Regions from separate parts of the Mus musculus genome. Here region 2 is linked to region 1. The links are chromatin contacts, found by POLR2A ChIA-PET in ENCODE. All regions are on one chromosome and are shown on one strand. The core of a region is the stretch at or near the end of the contact, and the rest is flanking DNA. Distances in the headings are between cores, read along the strand shown.

Evidence for each region. ChIA-PET counts read pairs that join two places held with the same protein, here RNA polymerase II (POLR2A).
Region 2: POLR2A ChIA-PET joins it to region 1 with 20 read pairs in Patski. The contact joins the promoter of AU041133 here to the enhancer-like site in region 1. POLR2A ChIA-PET finds 5 or more read pairs at or near these places in 2 of 5 experiments (Patski and embryonic stem cell).

What each region holds. Positions count from the first base shown.
Region 1 is chr10:81,640,842-81,646,529 of GRCm38, reverse strand. It overlaps Ankrd24 (ankyrin repeat domain 24), which reads right to left. Exons shown (of 20, transcript NM_001374016.1): 14 at 5,540-5,638; 15 at 4,482-4,554; 16 at 4,111-4,229; 17 at 2,637-4,013; 18 at 97-225. Among named protein-coding and RNA genes, the nearest start is that of Gm10778, 5.4 kb to the left of the region's middle. Within about 2 kb of position 2,789, at least 3 of the 3 ENCODE cell types and tissues checked have a DNase peak (open chromatin) inside an H3K27ac peak, as active enhancers do.
Region 2 is chr10:82,124,839-82,130,526 of GRCm38, reverse strand. AU041133 (expressed sequence AU041133) reads right to left here and starts at 2,514. Exons shown (of 4, transcript NM_001163064.1): 1 at 2,429-2,514. The coding sequence starts at 2,431.

The DNA of each region.
Region 1 (5,688 bases), core at 1,540-4,039:
CCTGCCCAGCCTGTACCCTGCCAGCCACCCCCACCTCTACCCCGATTGCTCTGTCTATGGCTCCCATCACCCCTGCCCCATATACAGAGCCAGTACCTGTATCTGCTGCTGCAGGGCTGTCACCTGGCCGCGCAGAGCCTCCTCCTCCTTGGAGCTGGCTGGGGTGGACTGCTGCACCTTCAGAGCCTCCTTCAGTGTAAAGACTTCTTTGGACAGGTCTGTGATCTGGCAAAAGGGAGGGGACCCTGTGAGTGAACATGCCGAGCCAGGCAGGGACCAGGAACCTCTGGCACCTTTCCTGGGCAGCCTGGCACAGGGTCACTGATTCGAGCCAGGAGCTGAGCTGACTCAGCCTCTGACCACACTGGTGCTTGCCAGAACACAGTCCAGGAATCCCCTCATTTGAGGAGAATTCCGAATGCTGTGAGAACATTCCAAAAAACTCTGTATTTATACAGCCCAGGGCTTAAAATGTTCCTCATATTTTTAAATATCTGGAGAAAAAGAAATCCAAAGAAAGATCTATTTTGTGACCACTGAAGGGATTCCAAATCACATATGACACTTATTAATAAAGTTTTATTGTTACACAGCCATGTCTGTTCACAGCAAACAGGGACCAGACATTATGGAGCCTCCAGGTCAATAAATACAGTTTTTTGTTTTGGTTTGGTTCTTCATAGAAAACACCCTGCATCCCCTTATCTTAAGGCCTGTGTTGGCACACCTTGGAAAAAAAAACAGGGCCTGGGGCTGCCTGGCCAGACCCAGCAACCCATAAAGCCAACTTAGGATTTTTATCTCATTTTATGGGATGCCCAACATTGACCTGTGACTTCCACGCATGCACATGCACACAAGGGGCATACACAAAAAGATACAATTGGGGGCCAATGATACAGCTCAGGGGTAAAGACACGTGCTGCCAAGCCTGTCTCTCTACCTGAGTTTAATCCCTGGGACCCACATGCTTGCACAATATGGATTCAGGCAAGTTGTCCTCTGACCACACATGCATGCTCCAAGTCCAACATAAATAAATATGTGTCATTTTAAACATTTTTAAATATGTAAATGGGTTCAAATCCCAGCTTATGACCCATTTCGTGGCCATGTAACCTTGTCGGAGTGGTATCACCTCTCTGTGCATATTACTTCAAATGGGGATAATTAGAGAACACGTTACAGGCTGGATATCTGTTACCATGGTTACCATTGCATATCAACACCAAAAGTGAATCTGCTGAGACTTTCTTCCTTCTCTGGGACTCAGTTTCACATGTGAGAAATGGGCTAAATTCTCAAGCCCTTGCTGGCTGGGAGGTTCTTCAGTTTTGTGTAATCTCGGGTTAGTGGACACCAACAGTGAGCAAGGAGGGAACCCACCTTCTTGTCCTTCTCCTTGGCTTTGTCCAGGGCCTCCTGGGCACGGCTCTGGGCCTGGCGCGCCCTCTCGGCCTCTGTACGAAGCCCCCGGAGCTGCTGCTCGGCCGTGGCCAGCTGGGCCTCGGCTGCGTGCCTCTCGCTCTTCATAAACAATGCCTCACGCTGCACCTGTGGCCCAAGCCCATGCGTGACTCTCGGGACATTTAGACCCCAAAGTGGCTTGGATCCTTCGGCTCTTCCCACCCTTCCATGCTGAACTGATACCATTCCACCTCAAGGAAGGTTCTGATTCCCACCCGACCCTGGTAACATCCCGGTCCTGCCAAGAGCCACTGGCTACTGGCTGTTTGTCCCTGGACAGCTGGTTAGGCCTCTTTGTGCCCTGGTGGCCTCATTTGTGGTGCAAGCCTGTGACCCAGATACTCGGGAAGCTGAGGCAGGAGGATCAGGAGTTCCAAAGCTACACTGTGACTTCAAGGCCAAAGCAAGAACGAAAACTGTCTCACACACACACACAATCCCTTCTAAGGAAGTTTGTTCGCTTTTTTTGTTTTGTTTTGTTGAGACAGGGCCTCACTGTGAAGCTATGGGCACACAATATAGTTGGCAAAAACAAAATTTTCAACTCAGATGGGACTCAGTGGGTAGAGAGCTGGCCCAACATGCACCTCTGTGTAAACAGGTCCTACTGATGCTACACCTATCATCCCTCTAATTGGGAGGTAGACGCTAAAGGATCAGGCTTTCAAAATCAGCCTCAACCACACAAGTCTCTGCTATAAAAACAAAACAAAACACACACACACACACACACACACACACACACACACACACACACAGACCAGGGGGCTCGGGAATGGCTCAGGGTAAAGGTGCTTGCAGCTAAGCCTAATAGCCTTGGTTGGTGCTCAGGATCCACATGAGAAAGAGAGGACTGTGTCCCACAGGCTGCCATCTGACTTTCCCACCATGCCATGTGTGTGCACCACATAGAAAATAATAAATTAAAACTAAATAGAAATACTATGGGCTGGAGAAATAGCAAAGGGGGTTAGATCACTGCTCTTGCAGAAGACCAGGGTTCAGTTCCCAACACCCACGCGGTGGCTCATGTCTGTAACTCCAACATCCAGTAAATCGGACGCCCTCTTCTGGCCTCCGGAGTACTGCGTATATGTGATAGACATTCACGCAGACGCCCAGGCCCACGCGGAAATCCTCTGAAAGGACAGCCTGGCGCAGGCGCTCACCTGGAAGACCTCTGCGCTAGTCTTCTCGTGCCTGCGCGCCAGGTCCGCCAGCTGCGCCTGCAGCCGGGTCACGTGGTCGCGCAGGGCGCTCAGCGCGTGCTCGTGCTCGTCCGCAGGAACCGAGGCCCCGCGCATGCGCTCCAGCTCCTCGCGAGCGGCGTCCACGGTAGAGCTGAGTTCGGCGACCCGAGCCTCGGAGGCAGCTAGCGCTTGGCGCAACTCGGCGGCCTCTGTGCGTGCGCGCTCGCCGGTAGCCGTGGCCGTGGCCAGCAATTCCCGAAGCGCCTCTAGCTCGCGGCTCCGCCCCCGCGCCGCCTCCTCAGCCTCTGCAAAACGGCCCCGAGCAGCCTCTAACTCGGCCGCAGCCTCCCGCTCCCTTCTGCGTAGCGCCTCCTCCAGACCGCGGATCCGGGTCTCCAGCTCGGCCTGCAGCGCCGCCGCCGCCGCCCCCGGGTGCAGGATCGCAGCGCAAGGGTCCTCCGTGCCGCTGGTCTCGGCTTCCGTAGTCTCTGTCACAGTGGCCTGTGCCCCCGTGGGCTCCATAGCTGTGTCCTGCGCTCCGGTGCAGTCTGCCTCCGTGGCCTGCCAGCAATCGGCCTGCGCTCCTGTGGCCACCTGGGTGGTGTCCTTGACTCCTATAGCTTCTATCGCTGTGGTCTGCACTCCTGTGACCTTCACTCCTATGACCTCCGCCACTGTGGCCTGCACTCCAGTGGTCTTCACTGCCTTAGCCTCTAATCCTGTGGCCTGAATTCCTGTATCCCGCACTCCGATGGCCTCCATGTTTCTAATCACTGTACCTGTGAGCCCTGCCTGTGCCAACACATCCACCTCATCAGCTTTCATTCCTGGATTCTCTTTTCCTCCTGTATCTTCGGCAGCCACTGGCTCACTTTCGGCATTGTCACCTAGAGCTTTCACATTTAGGGCCTCAGCCATAGTAGCACTAGTGTCCATTTCCTTGGCTGCCAGTCTGTCTTTCCCCGTGGCCTCTGAACCTGCAGCCTCGGGTTCTATGGGTGCTGCTTCTGAAACCCCTGCTTCAGTATTCCAGACACCCTTGGAGCCTCCTGCTTGGAGTTCCATTCCATTTGCTTTGGTTTCTGCATATGTGGTGCCGTTGAGGTCTGGGACGCTGGGTCCATTCTGGATAGTGATTCCCTTATCCTTGATTTCCTGGTATGCTGTCTCTTCTCCTTCTTGAGCCCTGGGTGGCTCCCCCTCCTGCTGCTGCTGCTGCGAATGCATGGCCTCTGTGTATTGCCTCCGAAGCTGCTCAAGCTCTGCCCGTAAGGATTCATACAAGACCAGGGGGACGACCTCGGCCTGACTTTCTTCTGCCATCTGCGCCTCATCCTTTTCAAACTCCTCAAGGATCTGGGGGTGGGGAGGCAGGCAGGCTAAGAGGTGGGCTCACCATGTTCCCTGCCCACCCCGAGGTCTGCAGAGATGTCCACTGCCTCAGTTTCCCCACCTGGACCTTTTCCAGCAGCTCCTGGTTCTGCCTGGTGAGCTGAGCCACCTGCTCCTGTAGGGAAGCAACTATTTCCTCTGCTGATGGACTCTGGTTCTTTGGCATCAGTGCATCAGCTCCTGACAAGGTTGAGAACAGCACAGAGTCAGGCTGGGGACACATGCCATGAGGGACAGTCAGGAACTGCTCAGTGGGGAGGTGCATTGCCTCAGGCAGGTGGGGATCATAGTGTCTGTGCCCTTCTGGCATCATGTGCCTCCTCCATGGAAGGCCATGGTCGTGGTTTTGTGTCCACATGGCCATCCACCCCTCAGAATCCCGGGTAGGCAGCAGGGAGGGTGTGTGTGTGTGTGTGGAGGGGCAGATCTCACCTGGGAAGTCAGGCATCTCACCCTCCTCATCCTGCAGGGTAGCTACATCATAGCTTGTGTTTTCTCTCTCATTCTAGGAGTCCAGCACAAAGTAGACCTTCAGACCCTGCTCCTTACTGACAAGAGACTTTAGGTCCTCCCAAACTGACAATGTCCATATATCCACACAACAGCGGGATTGGGGGTCAGCTCCAAACTGGCTGTGTCTGTGTCTGCTGAGCACCCAAATGGCCCTTCCACCTTCTAGTGAGATGCAGGTATGGACCAGGGCCTTCACACATGCTAGGCAAGCACTCATCACTGAGGGATGTTCTGGCCAGAGTCTGGCTCTGGGCTTGAATCCCAGCACATCCCCAAATACATGCTCATCTCTGTGTATGTCTGTGCCATGGTGTGCTTGGAGGGACATTTTATCACACTTATTCTGTGTGTGCCTGCAGGATGTGCACACACGCCACAGTACAAGTCAGCAGTCAGAAGAATTGGTTCTCTCCTTCTGTCATGTGGGGAGTGGACTCAGGTCAGTAGGGTTGGCAGCAACCTCTTTATTGACTGGTCTATATCACCAACTCTAATTGCACACTCTGAGCAGTGTGTGGGTGTCTGTGTCTGTGTGAGGGCTGTGGCCTGTGTGTGACTGGTATATTTATATGTTTGGGGCACGTGTGATTGTGATGTGTGTGTCAGAGGGGCTAGAATCTTTGCATGGGTGCGTGTGTTTGCAGAAGTCTTGATAAGTGTGTGATTTTTATGGAAGTCATGTGTGGCTGGGACATTATGGATGCACCATGGTGCATAGGTGAAGTTCTGGCATGTCAGAGTTGGCCACACTCTACCACACTCCTCACCCATGCTGGGACCCCACCCCTTACCCCTCCCAACACTGGCAGGACACACTTTGATGAAAGCCTCTTTCCACATTCACTCCCTGCTTTTCCTTACATCTCTTTGGCCATTCCAAGCTCCACCCCACCCAGCCTCTTGCCCTGCCCCTAAGGCAACGCCCTAATCCCTAGGGACCTTCCTTCTGTGGCTCTGCACTCCCAAGCCCCACCCACCTCCAGCAGGGACAGACGGCTCTGCAGGCTCTCCACCTCCCGGCCCAGGCTCTCCTTCTCCTCCTGCTTCTCCGCCAGCATCTGTTGCAGCTCCTGCACCTACAGAGGCCTAGGTCAGCACTTGAGGACTTCAGGACACTGGACCCTCC
Region 2 (5,688 bases), core at 1,265-3,764, 480 kb before region 1:
AGGCAATGCCTACACCACTCTATGCCAGATGCTGATACTTAGCTTTTAAAAGAGATAAAATAACTACAGATCACGTTAAAACAGATCAAGTTCATTCCTGGTAAAGTGAATGCCATTAATAAGAGAGTTTACGACCTTCCCTGTGTAAAATGTTATTTGCTGAGTGCTATATGCTGCTACACAAGCCACAGACAAATGCCCTGTGACTCAAACCTCTCACCACACTGAAGAGAGCCAACTAGCTTTGCACTTACCCATCTGAGAGAGTTGGAAAAGTGGAAATTTCATTGGACCAAGGTAACCTCCCCAAATTAAACATCCACCAATTTGTTTGCCTTCATTCCTATCATATGAATTAATGCATAAAAGTCACCTGAAACATCAGAACATTCTTTATAATGGAGACCAGCTTAAAACCCAGCTACTATCTGTTTCTGTTTCCTCCTGCAGTTTACACAGTAAACTATTCCTTCTATTCTGGTTTCAAGAAAGAGAAACACAAATCTTTGTCTTGTTACTGATCTGGCCAGCCCACTACATGGTTCAAATGGGTGTTTTCAGAACTGTGTGGTGTTAGAAACCTTTAATCCAAGAAATGAGGAGGTTGACTCAGAAAGGCAGCAAGGCCTTAGAAGACAACCTGAGTCAACACAAGAGAGCTTGTTGTAAAGGATGTTTACAAAAAGCCTGAAGGTGAAGCTGTTCTGGAATTAATGGGCCTTCCCAATGAGAAATCACACCACACACATCGAGATTAGTGAATAAAAAATCTCTTTATAATGCCAAGTCTCAAGCTCCAGTGAACAGATTTTGCAAACTTCTATAACTACACACTGCAGACTTATACATCCCACATATGCTGTCAACCTCTAGTCGTTCAAATAAGAATGGTGCCCACTAGCCAGGCGTGGTGGCCCATGTCTTTAATCCCAGCACTCGGGAGGCAGAGGCAGTCGAATTTCTGAATTCGAGGCCAGCCTAGTCTACAGAGTTCCAGGACAGCCAGGCTACACAGAGAAACCCTGTCTCAAAAAAACAAAAAAACAAAAAACAAAAGAAAGAAAAGAATGGTGCCCACAGGCTCATGGGTTTCAATGCTTGGTCATTAGAACGAGGTGTTACTTGACAAGGCGAGGACTTTTTTTGCTTTGGAGTTTGCGTGGCCTTCTTGGAAGAAGTGTGTGTCACTGGGGCTGGGCTTTGGAGTTTCAAATGCTTGGGCTAGGCTCACAGTCTCTCCTCCTTCCTGCTGATCTGGATTTAGAACTCTCAGCTACTTCTCCAGCACCATGTCTGACAATGTCCCACCATACTCCCCACCATGACCAAACCTCTAAAACTATAAGCAAGCCCTAATTAAATGGTTTCCGTCAATAAGAGATGCTGTGGTCATGGCATCCCTTCACAGAAACAGAACTTTGACTAAGGCACTGCTCCGATCTAATGGCTTCCTAGGACTGCTTTCTTATGCATCCCAAGACCACCTGCCCACGGCAGCACCAAACACAGTGGGATGGGAACTATTGCATCAATCATTAATCAGAAGAATACCTATCCATTGCTTGTTCCAAGCTCACCAAATTTGACCAGTATACCTACTGAGTCTTCTCCTAACACCCAAAGACAGATTCTAAAGCAAACCTAAATTCTCTTAACCCTCAGATTTCATCTTGTGCATAGGCATACACACATGTAAATTTCTGAAAATCTGTCAAGTTTAAGACTGGCGAGATGGCTCAGCACTTAAAACCACTTATAAAAAAGCCGATGACAAAAGGTCATCATGAATGAAAACATGAGCACACAAGACTGAATAAACAGCACAGTGACACCGTCTGACTTCTAAATTACCCTACACCTGCAATAAAGACTGTGCTGTTTGAGACAAACAGAACATGAGAGAACAAGCACACTTAGGGCAAAAACACAATTAATATTCGGTCGATTTTGACAACTTATGCAGGGAAACACAGTGAGTCTGGCCTTACTAACACACGTGATTGGTCCACCGTGGCATCTACATGCGAATGTGTTAATGACACAGACTTTACACTGCGCAGAGTTAACTGAGATGGATGCTACACCCGAATGTCAAGTGCCAGGTTCAGAACTTCTGGAAGACTAGGGAAACTAGAGGTCTGCCAGCCAGCCACTGCCTCCCTTGACAATGACAGCGCGCATGCGCGAGCTCTGCAGCCAGCCCAGAATGGTTTATAAGCCCAGCTCCCGCTTCCCATGCGGTGCGCAGGCGCAGCCAGGAGACCTAAGTCAATGAGAGGTCCCGCTTCCACCTGCGGGACCACAACTCGGGAACAAACGGAATGACACCGACGCCGCGTCTCGCCGCCAGTTCCCGCACCCCGAGTCAACCCCACACGGGCTCCCGCGGATCTGCTCCTCCCCGCGTGGGGACGGCGGCCCCGCTCACCATGGCGCGGATTCGGACCTCGCCCCACTCTCCTCACAGCTGCGGGAAGCAGGGTCACTGCGCCCAACATGGATGGAGGAGTCTTCCTCTGCCACACACCGGAAGTGCCCGCCTCCATTCCGATTGGTGTTCCGCCTCGAGGCCCTGATTAGCTGGTGAGGCCTGAGTGACAGGAGCAGATCCCTTAGCGACTGAGGCTGTGAAGGGACGCAGCACAGTCATTCTCAGCCCTATCCTCCACCCCAGGCACAGAACAGATTGGCCTTACACCTGGACTGCAAAGTCGTCCCTGCACCTAGTGGGAACTTCTCCTTCATATAGGTCTCTAGCATATGCAGATCATTAAACAAGGTGTAGTGGATTGATCCCCCTGCCTCACAACTGAAAGAAAGCCCATTTCCATTCAGGTCAGATTTAAACTACCGGATGGATATTTACCAGGTATCAGCAATTTCAACAAGGCACACCATGGATTGCAAACACCTCTCTCAACTGCACGTCGTTGAACAAACATAACAGTGCCCCAGCCTTCTGCGGTGGCACTGCCTTATCATGCAACCTTGTGATGTAGAGGCAGGGCATCAGTAGTTTAAAACAGCCTGGTCTATGGCACAATACACCACCAATTCTGGTCCAGGGAGGTATCAGTATAAGATGATGATGGCTCATGCCAAACAAGTTTATTAAGAAGTGCATGTATGATACACTGTTTGCAGAGGGAGAATCAGTCAGCAGAAACCAATTCAGCAATGCTGACAAGAAAAATACAGGATGCCTCAGATTGAGCACAGGTGGCCTTGGAGCTTATAACCACGGCCCCTCAGGCCAAAGAGCCAGGTTCCCTTGACTCCTTCAAGACCTCCTGAAGCACCAAAACAGACCTTGCCAAGTTGACCTTTGGCAAGAACATAAAACTAGCACCTCTAAGAAAGTCTTGGATGGCAGGAGACGGGTGTTAAATCATTCTTAAAGTTGTTTTCTATGTGGGCATATTAGAAGTAAGTTCAGGGTGGCCAAGGAAGAGACCAGCATTGCCATTTTAGTGTCTGGAAAAAGAAAACGTTACTCTTCATCTAGAAGCTATGTTCCTGCCCTAAGCAGAGGCTTTGTTGGTTTTTATTCTAAAGAGGTGGTGGCTGTATCATTTCCCCTTTGGCTTGAGTCTCACCTCAGTCTTATTCATTTGGATAGTCTAGAAAGAATTGCTGCAACGGATATGGAGAAGTAAGAGAAAAGACGTGCTGCTCCAGAGACAAGTGGATCTTTGAGGAAACTAAGGTTTTACCGGGATAGGGAAATTAAAAATATTTGAATTTCTTAATCCAAAAACAAGATTAATAGTACTTGATGGAAAATACTCATATTTGATTTGTTAAACATATATCCTTTTGTCTCTTCTATAAATGCTGTTCCTTTTAAACTCATTTAAGATGTCATCACTATGTTCTGTGTTGAATCAAGAAAGTACAATGAGGAGGGGTACCTGTTTAGTGTTAGTTGATTCAATAATCCTTAGCCAGACTTCAAGTACAAAACAAATAATTATTGCATTTATTTCATTATTATGGTTTAGGGTGAGACCTTTGCATCATAGGTATGGGTCCTTGGCCAATTCTCATTGGAATGTTAGGCCAGAGATTCTGTTCTCTTGGTCATGGGGATTTCCATTTAAATATGTTATCACTTTTAACTTCCCTCCTTCCCACAGCTCCTAGAATCACTTAGCTGAAAGATCAGAGTTCTCAAAACACTTTTGAGATCGTTGGACTCTAGAAAGGATAAAACGTTCCAGGCAGTCAGCTTTCTCTCTCATTTCTTTAATTTTGGAAGCTGCTTGCTTACACTTTGTACATACTCAGGTAATTATTCCTTCTTGGATGTCTATTGGGGTTGAAGACTAGACAAAGTCTCCCATATACGTTTAAAGTGTTTAGGATTTAGGAAAATGTATTAAGCTCTATACAATTATGGTAAAGAATGATTTAAACACAGAATTTAAACTCACCAAAATAGAATAGATTATAGAATACTTTATCCAAAGATTCCAAACAGAAAGAGCCTTTTATTAGCTAGAAGGGGAAAATGAAGACATAATGTTTTGTGCCCTGTGGGAAGATTATCTCTGTATTATTCAAATGCTGATATCTCTGGCCCCATATCTGGTTTCAAGCCTTATTCAAAGTATCTCCAGCCTCATTGTTGCATAAGTACTGCTCACTATTTATTCCCTGACTTCTGAATAAAATCTTACCAGTCAATTACTGAACAGGGGAGAGAATCTCTGCAGCATTAGACTCCTTTCCCACTGAGGGAAGACAAGGCAGCCCAGATAGGAGAATGAATTCTACAAATAGGCAACAGCTTCAGGGACAGAACCTGCTCCAGTTGTTAGGGTGCCACAGGAAGACTGACCTGATGTGTGGGTTTATTTCTGGTCTCTGGTTCAATTCCATTGACCAACCTGTCTGTTTCTATACCAATATCATAAAGTTTTTAACACTATAGCTCTGTAGTATGCTTATAACCAGGGATGGTGACTCCTCCAGAAGTCATTTTATTGTTTAAGATTGTTTTAGCTATCCAGGTTTTTTTTTTTCCATATGAAGTTGAGAATTTCTCTCTCAAGGTCTGTAAAGAATTGTGTTGGAATTTTGATGCATTGAATGTTAGATTGCTTTTGGTAAGATGGCCATTTTCACTATGTTAAAGCTACCAATCCATGAGCATGGGTAATCTTTCCATGTTCTGACATCTACCTTAATCTCCTTCAGGAACTTGAAGTTTTGTCATACAGGTCTTTTGTTTGCTTTGTTAGCGTTACACCAACATATTTTATGTCATTTGTGGCTATTGTGAAGGATGTTGTCTTCATTTTTTTTTCTCAGTCCATTTATCATTTGTAAAAAGGAGGGCTACTGATTTCAGTACGTTAATTTTGTTTCCAGCTACATTGCTGAAGGTGTTTATCAGTTGTAGGAGTTATCTGGTAGAATTTGGGAGGTCACTTATGTATACTATTATATTATCTGTGAATATTGAGCAATTCTGTCTCTTCTTCATTCCAATTTGTATCTTGTTATCCCATTTACGTATCTTATTGCTCTAGCTAGAACTTCAAGTACTATATTGAATAGATAGGAAGAAAGTGTACAACCTTGTCTTGCCCCTAATTTTATTGGAACTGCTTTAAGCGTCTCTCCATTTAATTTGATGTTGACTATTGGCTTGATTTATTTTGTTTTCATTATGTTTTATGCACT